Linked DNA regions of Homo sapiens: region 2 is linked to region 1. Evidence: read pairs that join two places in POLR2A ChIA-PET (ENCODE). Cell type or tissue: K562. All regions are shown on one strand. Links, peaks and the distances in the headings refer to the core of each region. The heading gives the core; the rest is flanking DNA.

Region 1 (5,655 bases), core at 304-5,303:
AAGGGAGACAAGCTAGCCTGTGAGTGAGCACCAGAGTCTCACATCAGCTCAATAAAGGCACCAGAGAGAGGCCAGCATTTCTCCCCTCAGAAAGATGCATTACCTCTCACGCATGCTAACTAGGGGGTGTGGTGTAGGTGACAAAACGGAGGGCTGAAGGTGGGAAGAGAACTTATCCTGAGGCCCCTTCTCAGTTTCAGAGTGGGGCCGCTGTGTGTCATGCCACTGACAGGTGTCACTGCCACACATCAGCCTTTTAAATGTGAAGGGACTCTTAGCACAGCACCAGAACATGGGACCCCAGCCCCGGTTACGTAGTCCCCACTGACGACTTCAGTTACCAGGGGGTGGCAAGGAGCTCTGGCCAACCTCTCTGTAATAAATAGATGCCACACTTACTTCTAGAAGGTGAACAAAGAAGCACAAGAACCATCAGATAAGGGACTTGATTCTTTTATCAATGATCTCCTCCAAAGTCACATGTAGCCAAAGTCTTTGCCGATTCCTGACAATCCTCTTCCCAGAAGCTTCCACAGGGATGCAGGTTGATTTATACTCCTCCCTCTCCCAATTTGCCCTTTGCGTCCTCCTCGCCACATAGATTTTTAGCACTACTCTGACTTACAAAGAGTTAAGAAAGCAGGGCTCTATTTGTTTTTAAAATATCGTACTCCCTTCTTATCTGGGAAACAAGAAGATCCACAAAGAACCTGAGGCAATGTGTCAAACTCCCTTCATTCAGACTGGTATAGGCACAGGCAGGACCACAGAGTTTTCACCCCAGTTCAGCTTCTCCTCCAAGCCTGGAAGAAGTGGGAAGGGCTAAAGTAGCAAGAAACCCAACTTGACCCTTAAGTAGAACTCCTTAACCTTTCAAGAGGATGTTGGGAACAATGCTGATAGAGTGTTGAACTAGGAATCAGAGGATTTTACCTTTTCTGTCTTCACCCACTACAATGTTTGCTTCATGAAGACAGGGATGTTACTTAGCCTTCTCAGGACTCAGTTCCTTCCACCTTTAGTTGGGTAGAGAATGGGCCCTGTCTTTTCGCACCACCCTAAGAAAGTGATAAAGGAATGGAATTATAGAAATAGTGCTTGGAAATCTTAGATGAAAGGTATCCAGTGTCTGGAATAGGACACTTAAGTGATGGGAGAAAGCCTAATTTGATCTTTTTTTTCTTTTTTTTTTGAGACGGAGTCTCACTCTGTCGCCCAGGCTGGAGTGCAGTGGCGCGATCTCAGCTCACGGCAAGCTCCACCTCCCGGGTTCACGCCATTCTCCTGCCTCAGCCTCCCGAGTGGCTGGGACCACAGGCGCCCACCACCACACCCGGCTAATTTTTTGTATTTTTAGTGGAGACGGGGTTTCACCGTGTTAGCCAGGATGGTCTTGGTCTCCTGACCTCGTGATCCGCACGCCTCGGCCTCCCAAAGTGCTGGGATTCAGGCATGAGCCACCGCGCCCAGCCGCCTAATTTGATCTTAATGAACTTTTGTTATTAAGCCCTTTAAGTAGAAGAAGAACAATAAGCTCCATGTGCCCTTCCATCTTTCCTTGCCAGGGAACCCCCACCCCACCAAAAGAATGGAAAATTCTAAGGCAGCTTCATTAACAATAACCATTAGCTAGGTTATAACCATTAGCAATAACCACCAGCATATAGGGTCTTGGGTCTCTTGAGAATTAGAAAAGACAGTCTGAGTCAGAATTCCTTCCTTTTTTTTTTTTTTTTTTTTGAGAAAGAGTCTCACTCTGTCACCCAGGCCGGAATGCAGTCGTGCGATCTTGGCTCACTGCAACCTCCGCCTCCCAGGTTCAAGTGATTCTCCCGCCTCAGCTTCCTGAGTAACTGGGATCATAGGCACCTGCCACCATGCCCAGCTAATATTTTGTGTTTTTTTTGTTTGTTTGTTTTTGAGATGGAGCCTCGCTCTGTTGCCAGGCTGGAGTGCAGTGGCGCAATCTCAGCTCATTGCAACCTCTGCCTCCTGGGTTCAAGTGATTCTCCTGCCTCAGTCTCCCAAGTAGCTGAGACTACAGTCGCATGCCACCATGCCCAGCTAATTTTTGTATTTTAGTAGAGATGGGATTTCACCATGTTGGCCAGGATGGTCTCGATCTCTTGACCTTGTGATCCACCCCCCTCGGCCTCCCAAAGTGCTAGGATTAGAGGCGTGAACTACTGCGCCTGGCAGAATTCCTTCCTTACTTTGAACCTCTTTTCACAGTACCAAAGCGGAGAGATTCTTCCACTTCCATAGGCAACTGATGGAAAAGGTCGCATAAGATTAGAACACATGGGGCTGAAGAACACATGTGGAAAAGAATGAAAAGATTTGTTTGCCTCAGGCTTATCTAGAGAAACACAGAGTAGGTCAAGCGCTAAGCTGCTGGCACAAAGTCAAAAGGGCAGTGCAGAGTTGGGGCCTGAGGTTTAAGGTGGGATCGCTATAATACTAGGAAACATATCATGACGTCCCCACTTCTGTCTGAGTTTTGAACTCTCCGGAGTATGAGTTCTCTGCAACTGCTGAGCTTGCCTGGCCCCTAATCTGATTAGGCAACTGCCAAAGAATAATCTGAAGGTGCTCACACCACCTCAGCATCAAATGAACTGCTCAGACACCTGAAAGGTACTACCTCTTTTCAGGTAAGGGTTAGTCATTCGGCTTGGGGCATTCTCGGTAAGGTATGTGCTCCCTCCTCTTTTCTAATATTTTGCAAGCCTAAGAGATGATAGGATAGAAGAGCTAACTCTCTCATCTCTTCCTCCTAGGGCAAGAAATCATAATGCTTTACATGATCATTAAGACATTTTACTTTTTTCCTCCTAAATTCCTATAACATCTGTTCTATAATTTGTAGATGACGTGTGAAAGCATTGGTCATATCAATTCTAGTTAGGACAGCTGTGACCCCCACCTTACAGATGAAGATACAAAGGTACAGGGAGATAAAAAAGTGGTTTGGTCTTAGCAAGTCAGTGGTCTTGACTGCCTGGTGCTCTTTTTGTTACACTTTGCTCCTTCTCTTGAGCCTAAACCTCCTCATTTTCTGGCAAGCTTCTAAGAGGCCCTTTAAAAGGCAGGCATCTGCCAGGTGCCGTGGCTCCTGCCTGTAATCCCAGCACTTTGGAAGGCTGAGGCGGGAGAATCGCTTGAACTCAGGAGTTCGATACCAGCCTAGGTAACACGGTGAAACCCTGTCTCTACAAAAAATACAAAAATTAGCTGGGCATGATGGCGCACACCTGTGGTCCTAGCAAGTTGGGAGGCTGAGGTGGGAGGGTCATTTGAGCCTGGGAGGTGGAAGCTGCAGTGTGCAGTGAGCTGTGTTCATATCACTTAGTTTCAGCCTGGGCAAACCAAGTGGGACCCTGACTTCAAAAAAAAAAAAAAAAAAAAGCCTCTAGAAATGAGGAGCTGCCAGAGACAAGAACCTAAGTCACCAAAGTGTAAACACTAGTCAGACACACTTTCCTCCAATTTTGTCCAAGGAATCTTTTACTTTTAGCTTTCCCAGGCTGCTAAAGAAGAAATACATCCCCAAACTATGAGGAAAAAGAGTGATACCTTGTATAGGTTATAGAGTAGGGTATATTTGAAAATATGAAAGGAACTCACCCCCTGAGTCTCCCCGCTACTAAATGCTCCTATTGAATGTGATGTGATGCATAAAAATGGGAGAAAGGAAACAGGAGGGGCCCGGGGCTAGGGCTTCAGGCTGCTGCAGCACTGCAGACAGACCTGCCTGGAATAATAAGAGGCTCTGGTCAACTCTGGCTTCTGGGCTACAGGCAGGGGCTGCTCAGTGGAGCAGACACTTCCCTGCCCTGCCCTACTCTGTCCTTCCCCGATGGGCTGAGAGCCTCTGCTCAGGAGCAAGCCGGTAGCACTTGGAGATACTCTGGCAGGGGTGCCAGCATCACTGCCAGGCAGGACTTGATGAGTGAGGAAGGGAAGACCTCTGGAGAGGGGAAGCAGCCTGGTCCCACTTTAGAATGCACCCAGCTACAATATAAAACCTGCTTCAGGGCCGGGTGCGGTGGCTCATGCTTGTAATCCCAGCACTTTGGGAGGCCGAGGTGGGCGGATCACCTGAGGTCAGGAGTTTGAGACTAGCCTGGCCAACAAGGTGAAACCCTGTCTCTACTAAAAACAGAAAAAATTAGCTGGGCATGGTGGTGAATGCCTGTAATCCCAACTACTTGGGAGGCTGAGACAGGAGAATCACTTGAACCTGGGAGGCAGAGGCTACAGTGAGCCAAGATCGTGCCACTGCACTCCCGCCTGGGTGACAGCGAGACTCTGCTTCAGAAACAAACAAACAAAACCTGCTTTAGGAGTCCCTCAGAAAACCCGTAGTCTTTTTTCTGACCTAGAGTCAGTCTCCCTCATTCCAAGCGAGGCTCTACTTCTCCCTATACTCAGGAACAGGGATGTGGGATTGGGAGAGGTGGGAAGGTTGGGAAAAAAATATTTGTTGAGCACCTACCATGTGCTAGGAGTCATACTAGGTACTTCATATGAAAATTAGAAATTATGTACATACCCCTATGTATTATGTAGTGCCTGGCATAGTGGCTGGTCCACACACTGTAGCTATTATCATTCTTACATACACTGTTTCATTGAATTCTCACCAACAACCCTATAAGAAGGACCTCTCCTTCTTATAGCAGGGAAATATAGATTCAGAGAGCCAGATTTGTGCCCTAATCTGAATTCAAAGCCAACTTGCCTCAAGTGCAAGAACAATGATATAAAAAAAATGTAAACAAACTATGAGCTTACTTCCTAAACCTTGATGAGAAGGCTCACATAAACCCATCTGTCCCTTGTTCCTGACTCCTAAAGGCACTGAAATAGGTCAGGGAAATATCTACCTCTTGTAAACTTTCTGGGAAGGCATAGGGATAGACTCAAAGCTTTTTGGGAGCAGACACCCTCCCTTCCCCCTTGTCCTCCCCTCCCCTCACCCCACCCCCACCCCAAGCCAGAAAGCACTGGGCTCTAGATTGCTGTGAGTCCAAGCATATCCAATTCCTGCCTGGAGAGCCCAGTGGTGGGGATGAGGGCTTCCTCCACTCAGTCGTCTCATGCTCTTGGCCTTGCTCCCCCTGGTGATCTGGGAGAAGCACAGAGGGAGAACCTGCTCTGCATTCTCTCTCTTGTTTCCAGCAGGGCTGTTTCCTGTGCACCACCTTGGGGGGTTTAAGCTCTACTCCTTCTCTCTGGCACTCTTACGCTTCCAAAGGACAGTGCCCTATCAAGAAAGCTGGCAAGAACCTGACCATGGTAGGCTGCCTAGCCTAAAACATCCCTGGCTAGCCCTTCTCTCCGGAGGTGTGAATCTCAGGCAGAGGCTGTTCTGCCCGCCTCCTTATCACAGGCTCCTTATTTCCATGACCCAGATTCTAGTTCACCCTGGCCACTTCCAATCCCTCAGGTCTGGCAGCCATCCTCATCACAATCCCGGGTTCTTCCTCCCCTCCCCATGTCTGCCCTGCCCTAATTGCTCCTTAAATGCCAACTGGTTTGCAGAAGCAGACTAGAGCACATGCCCTCCTTCAGCCTACTGAGGCCCTTTGGAGGCATGGGAACAAGGTCAGAGGCAGCAGGTGTTGGCTAAAGTTCAGGTGGCGGGTGGGA
Region 2 (5,318 bases), core at 319-5,318, 600 kb after region 1:
TACCACCTTCCCACCTCCCCTTACAGATCATCTGCTCACGGCTGACCCTACAGATGCCCACAACCTGCACTCCCTCACCTCCATCGTGGACAGCATCACAGTGGAAGATGTGTCTGTGGCCTTCCCAGATGAAACCATGCCCAACTGAGATTGTCTTCCAAGCCGGGCATCCTTGCGAGCCCCCCAAGCTGGCCACAGATGCCACTACTTCTGTAGCAGGGGCCTCCTAAGCCAGGCTGCCCTGATGCTAGGAAGCCAGCTCTGGGGTGCCATAGGCCAGACTATCCCCTTCCTCATCCATGTAAGGTTAACCCACCCCCCAGCAAGGGACTGGACGCCCTCATTCAGCTGCCTCCTTAGAGGAGAGGGCATCCCCTTTCCAGGGAGGTAAAGCAGGGGACCAGAGCGCCCCCTCGTGTATGCCCCAGCTCAGGGGGCAAACTCAGGAGCTTCCTTTTTATCATAACGCGGCCTCTAATTCCACCCCCCAAGTGAAACGGTTTGAGAGACGCAGTGCCCTGACCTGGACAAGCTGTGCACGTCTCCTGTTCTGGTCTCTTCCCGATGCCAGTGGCTGGGCTGGGCCTGCCCTGAATTGAGAGAGAAGAAGGGGAGAGGAACAGCCCTCTGTTCCCAAGTCCCTGGGGGGCCAAACTTTTGCAGTGAATATTGGGAACCTTCCAGTGGTTTTATGTTTTGTTTTGTTTCGTGTGTTGTTTGTAAAGCTGCCATCCGACCAAGGTCTCCTGTGCTGAAGTTGCCGGGGACAGGCAGGGAAAAGGGGTTGGGGCCTCTTGGGGGTGATTTCTTTTGTTAACAAAGCATTGTGTGGTTTTGCCATTGTTTTGTATTTTTTTTTTTTTTTTTTTTTTTTGCTAACTTATTTGGATTTCCTTTTTTAAAAAATGAATAAAGACTGGTTGCCAGAAGAGTGTCGGTGATGATGCAGAGGGAGGGAAATGACTGACAGCCCTGCCCCTTCCCACTGAGCAGTCCAGACACACCCTAGTGGGTGGGGCTCCACAGCGCTAAGGGCCTCATCTTGCTGGTGGTCACTAGGCACTGGGGACCCCTGCTCTTTTCACCATGATAAAGGAAATCGAGCATGTCTGGACCTCAGTCTAGGTGGAGACCAGATTCCACAGACATCCTTGTGGGACACGGAGGACAACTGGCTATGACTATACTTCAAAGCCACTGCTCACAGGCTGCTGTGCTCTGTGTTATGTCCCAACAGGTCCGCTGGTTTCAGTTAACTGAGCACCTCGTAAGCCCAGTGCTCAGCCCACAGCCAAGGTGCAGAGCTAGAAGTTGTGGTTTCCCTTCCCTAGTCCCCACCTCTGCCCTGGTGTCACAATACCAGGAGCCCTGTAGAGAAGTGGGAGGTGAGGAAGGGGGATCAGACACTGTCATTTCCTTGCGGGCCAAATAGCATGGCCCCTCCCCATTCTCCTCCATTCCCTTCAGGCCGAAGGGGATTGTGGTTCCTGCTTGCAGCTCCCAGCATGAAGGAGATTCAGATTTAGCTCGGGGAGGGTAAAGGGGTCCACAAAGAACAATCGAAGAGAAGCTGGGGTTCTCTTCATTTGGGGTGCTATTTTCAAACATTAGCTTCCTGAGGTTAGAAGGTGGGTGGGAAATTGAGAACAGAGATTTTTGGGTAGACATTACATGAGGATTAACTGGGGAGTTAACAGGAGCTAGAATTCAAACGGAACATGGACATCTACTGAAAACTTTATTAATTCCAACTGCCTGGGGCTAAGTTCATCAGATTTATTGCAAATTATAAGTTTCAGAATCATCACCGAAGCAGGGATTCAGAGCATGGTACGTTCCAGCCCTGCTTAATCCTTCGGGGCCCTTGACAACGGACTTAACCCAGTGTTGCCTGAGGCTCTAGCGACCACCCTGCACCAGCTCCGGGCTCAGCTGGGCCATCTCTCCCACACCCACCCTCCTGACCTTACTGCTGGAGAGGAGAGTTACCACTGTGCCCCCCGAGTTTCTTCAGAAACTCTGCCTAAGGAAAAGAATCAGAAGAAGCCTCTGGAGGCTCCCAGAACTCAGGCGAGGGTGCAGAAGGGAGGGTCTCCCCCACTGCCTGCTTGTCCCAAACCAGTCAGGCAGGGCTTATTGGGAATTGCAAATTGGCCTACTCTGCTCCCATTGGTGGGATTTTCTTCTTTTCAAGTTGGTATCACTGAGTTTAGTCTTTCCCCCTTGGAGGGGCTGGAGAGGAAGACCAAGGTCATTTCCATGACTCTTAGCCCTGATTCACTGCCCTGGGGAATGAGGAGGGCAACTGGGTGGGCTGCAGTGCCTTGGCTCTGGAATCTACATTCACTCCCTTATTACCCTCCGAAAATACTCAGAACACATTCATGGAGGATCGTCTCCCTTCAAGTTCATTTCCTCTGCCCCTGGCACCTCCCACACTCCCAGGGTGGAAACCACCCTCTCCCCTGCAGCTATGACCTGCCCATCCCTTGCCCTCCTTCTTACTGGGATAAGAAGGGCTGGCCAAGGAAGGCACTCAGCTCTGCTGAAGGACAGGTTCTGGGGCTGCTGGATATATTTTTTAAGTCTGCTCCTCTTCAGTTATCCTGACAATTAGACAGTGAGGGTCACATTCAGACTCGGGAAAGAATGAACAGTCCTCAGCACTGTAGTCACTGTCTACTTACTTTTTCATGTCTTTAAGTCCTTAAGGGAAAAACAGTTTGCTAGAATTCCACAGGTGTGAATGGCAAACTCTGCTAAGCAGCAGGCCAGCCTCACTCGTTATTTTCACAGAATAAACAATTGTTATCGAAGCATGGGGACTTTCTTAAATTAGCAAATGCTTAATCTTCACAACAGAATTACAGAAAAGACTCCAATTAATGAATAATGAGTTGGAGTTCTTTAGGGAGATTAGCTCAAATTTGTTCTTTAGTTGGAAGCACCTACAATAAATCAAACTGTATTAATCAAATGTTGCTTAATAATGGACTTTAGGGAATCCACTACAATGAAAAGATAAATATTACTTAAAATTGGCATACCAATTGTTGGTGTGTAAATAGGAACTTCTTCGAGTGCTTAGATAATTGGTGTGAATTGAACGCTTACAGTACTACTTGTGGCACTCCGATAAGCATTCCTAGGGATCTAACCTCCCAGAGTAATTTATTTGGTAGACTGGAAAACCTTCTTAAGTGCTACAGGTGTAGATGGGGTGGATCAACTGGAGAGGGAGGCGGCAGAGGGATGGTGGAGGGTGAGAGGAAAAGATACCCCTCAGCTCAGGTATCTGTTTCCTGGGTAAAACGCCACCCCAACATGTTAGGTTCCTTGGGCTTCCCCGGGCTTCTGGGCCCCAGGCTTGGGCAGAAAAGCCTGAGGGTGGGCCTGGAAGACTTCAGGTTGAGCCAGGATTTTGGCTAAGGAAGCTCAACCCAGTCCTGGATAGAAACTCCAATCACAGCCCCTCCACGATTCTGGCTGTGCCTCATCCCTGTCCCCCTTTGCCACAGGTCCCCACTCGGATCCAGACTCCCTGCCCCTCACTGCTTGGAGCATTCCTAGAGGGAGCAAAGGAAAGGGTTCTAGGAAAGACACCTAGATTCTTCTTTCCTACAAGTGCGGATGGAACCATGATGTCCAGTTCTCACCTCAAGCCCAGGATGTCCAAAATCAAACTCCCATTTACACATAAGTCGGCTCCGTCTATATCTCCTGTCCCAGTGGAAGGCAGCACAAGGAAGTCATAGTTTTCCTGGATCCCTTCAGTGAAGATCTCATTCCCATAGCCAGCCAGTCACCAAGGTTCATCAATTTTACCTTTGATCCTGGAGAGGGTAGCAAGGGACCCCCAGAGGCCTACAGGCACAGGGCCAGTACCTTCCCTCACCTCTGTTTTCCCTCCCTGGGCTGTGTCCAGGGTGCCTTGTCCCACTCCCTCCTGTCACTTGTGCCCATGGACTCTGCTGTCCTTGCTCCATCCATGTTTGGGGCACCATCAGCCTTAAAGAGGACACAGGATGCATGGTGCACTGTGCTACACGAAGGGGAGTTCACCACTCAGGGGAGCAGGGGAAACACAGCCCCCCAAAGATTCACAGCAGCCAAAGACCACATGAGTTGTTCACACAAAGGAGTCAGGGAAAGGGAGCTGGGTAGCTGGGGAAGGCTTGTTGAGGGGCAGGGACTTGAGTTCACTTAAAAGAGAAGCTAGCAACATTCGATAAGCATTGCTTTTCATCATGCTACTCCTAATGAAAAAAAAAATGATAAATACTCCTGGCACTGGGTCAGGAGTTTGAACATACATATCATAGTTAAGGACAAGGCACCGGAGTCAGGAAGGCCTAGGTTTGAGACCCACAACTGTCTCTTACCAGCTGTATTATCTTAGTCTTAAAATGTCCTGTTCTACAAAATGCTGAGAATATATCAGAATTGTGAGGATTCATGAGTTAATATATTTACCATGCTTAGAACAGTGTCTGGCAAACAATAGTACTCAGTAATTTTTAGCTTTTACTAATATTAATCCTTATACAACCCTCTGAGAGAAGGCTGGTGCATTTATTCATTTGAAGATATACACCTAGGGATGGAGAGATCAACAAGACTGCCCTAAAGGAGGTAACTCACAGCCCAGCGTGGGAGGCAATCACTGCCCAGCCTGTGCAGTGTACAGAATGTCTGGAGAGCAGAGGTTGCTGGTTAACTAGTTCTGCTGGGGAGAGGTAGGTGATGCCTCCCCAGTGATGCTTGAAGTGGTCTTGATGGCTTAAAACTACAAAGGTAAGGACAGAAGCAGTCATGCTGCCTTCTGGTGATGGGGTTGGGTGGACACCATGTTTCTGAGTTAGGTGGACTTGAAACTGGTGGGAGGAGGAGAGGTGAAGGAGCCAAGTCATGAATGGCTTCTTAGGCCACACTGAGGAGGAACTGCAACTCTGATCTAGAGGTGCTGGCAGCTGCTGAAAGTGGGAACGGTGGAGTGATGTGACCAAGGGGCATTCAGGAGAAGGAACTCCAGGAGCAGCAGGAAAGGGTGACAGCCTGACCAGGTGAGCGAGATGAAGGAAGACATCAGTTTCCTCTCTCCTTATCTGGTCCTCTACCTACTGGGCACATGCAACCCAAACATTAATCTATCAGTCCTGTGCTTATATAAATAAATAGTTATTGACTACAAGTTCTGAAAATTGTGACATTTCCTTCCAGAGTACAGCAGCCTTTACAACTGTGAAAGAAGCTGGAAATCTCAGGTGAGTTCAGAGTTAAAAAAAAAAAAAAAAAAAAAAAAAAAGACTGGAGGCCAT

What was found. ChIA-PET counts read pairs that join two places held together with the same protein. Peaks named below come from ENCODE experiments on the same cell type or tissue, not always from the same donor. Only the 100,000 strongest peaks of a DNase experiment are listed, where the experiment ranks them.
Region 2: POLR2A ChIA-PET joins it to region 1 with 5 read pairs; 1 of 35 experiments calls an interaction of 5 or more read pairs at or near these places.

The regions. Positions count from the first base shown.
Region 1 is chr1:203,676,146-203,681,800 of GRCh38, reverse strand. The region is part of intron 1 of ATP2B4 (ATPase plasma membrane Ca2+ transporting 4); the gene reads right to left. Among named protein-coding and RNA genes, the nearest start is that of SNORA77, 51 kb to the left of the region's middle. In K562, for the core only: a CTCF peak has its summit at 5,123 (motif pointing left); a DNase peak (open chromatin) is centred at 2,400.
Region 2 is chr1:203,078,740-203,084,057 of GRCh38, reverse strand. MYOG (myogenin) reads left to right here. Exons shown (of 3, transcript NM_002479.6): 3 at 27-929. The coding sequence ends at 148. It overlaps MYOPARR (myogenin promoter associated myogenic regulatory antisense long non coding RNA), which reads right to left and starts at 263. Exons shown (of 3, transcript NR_160550.1): 1 at 79-263. In K562, for the core only: a CTCF peak has its summit at 422 (motif pointing left); DNase peaks (open chromatin) are centred at 407 and 989; H3K27me3 peaks cover 2,817 bases.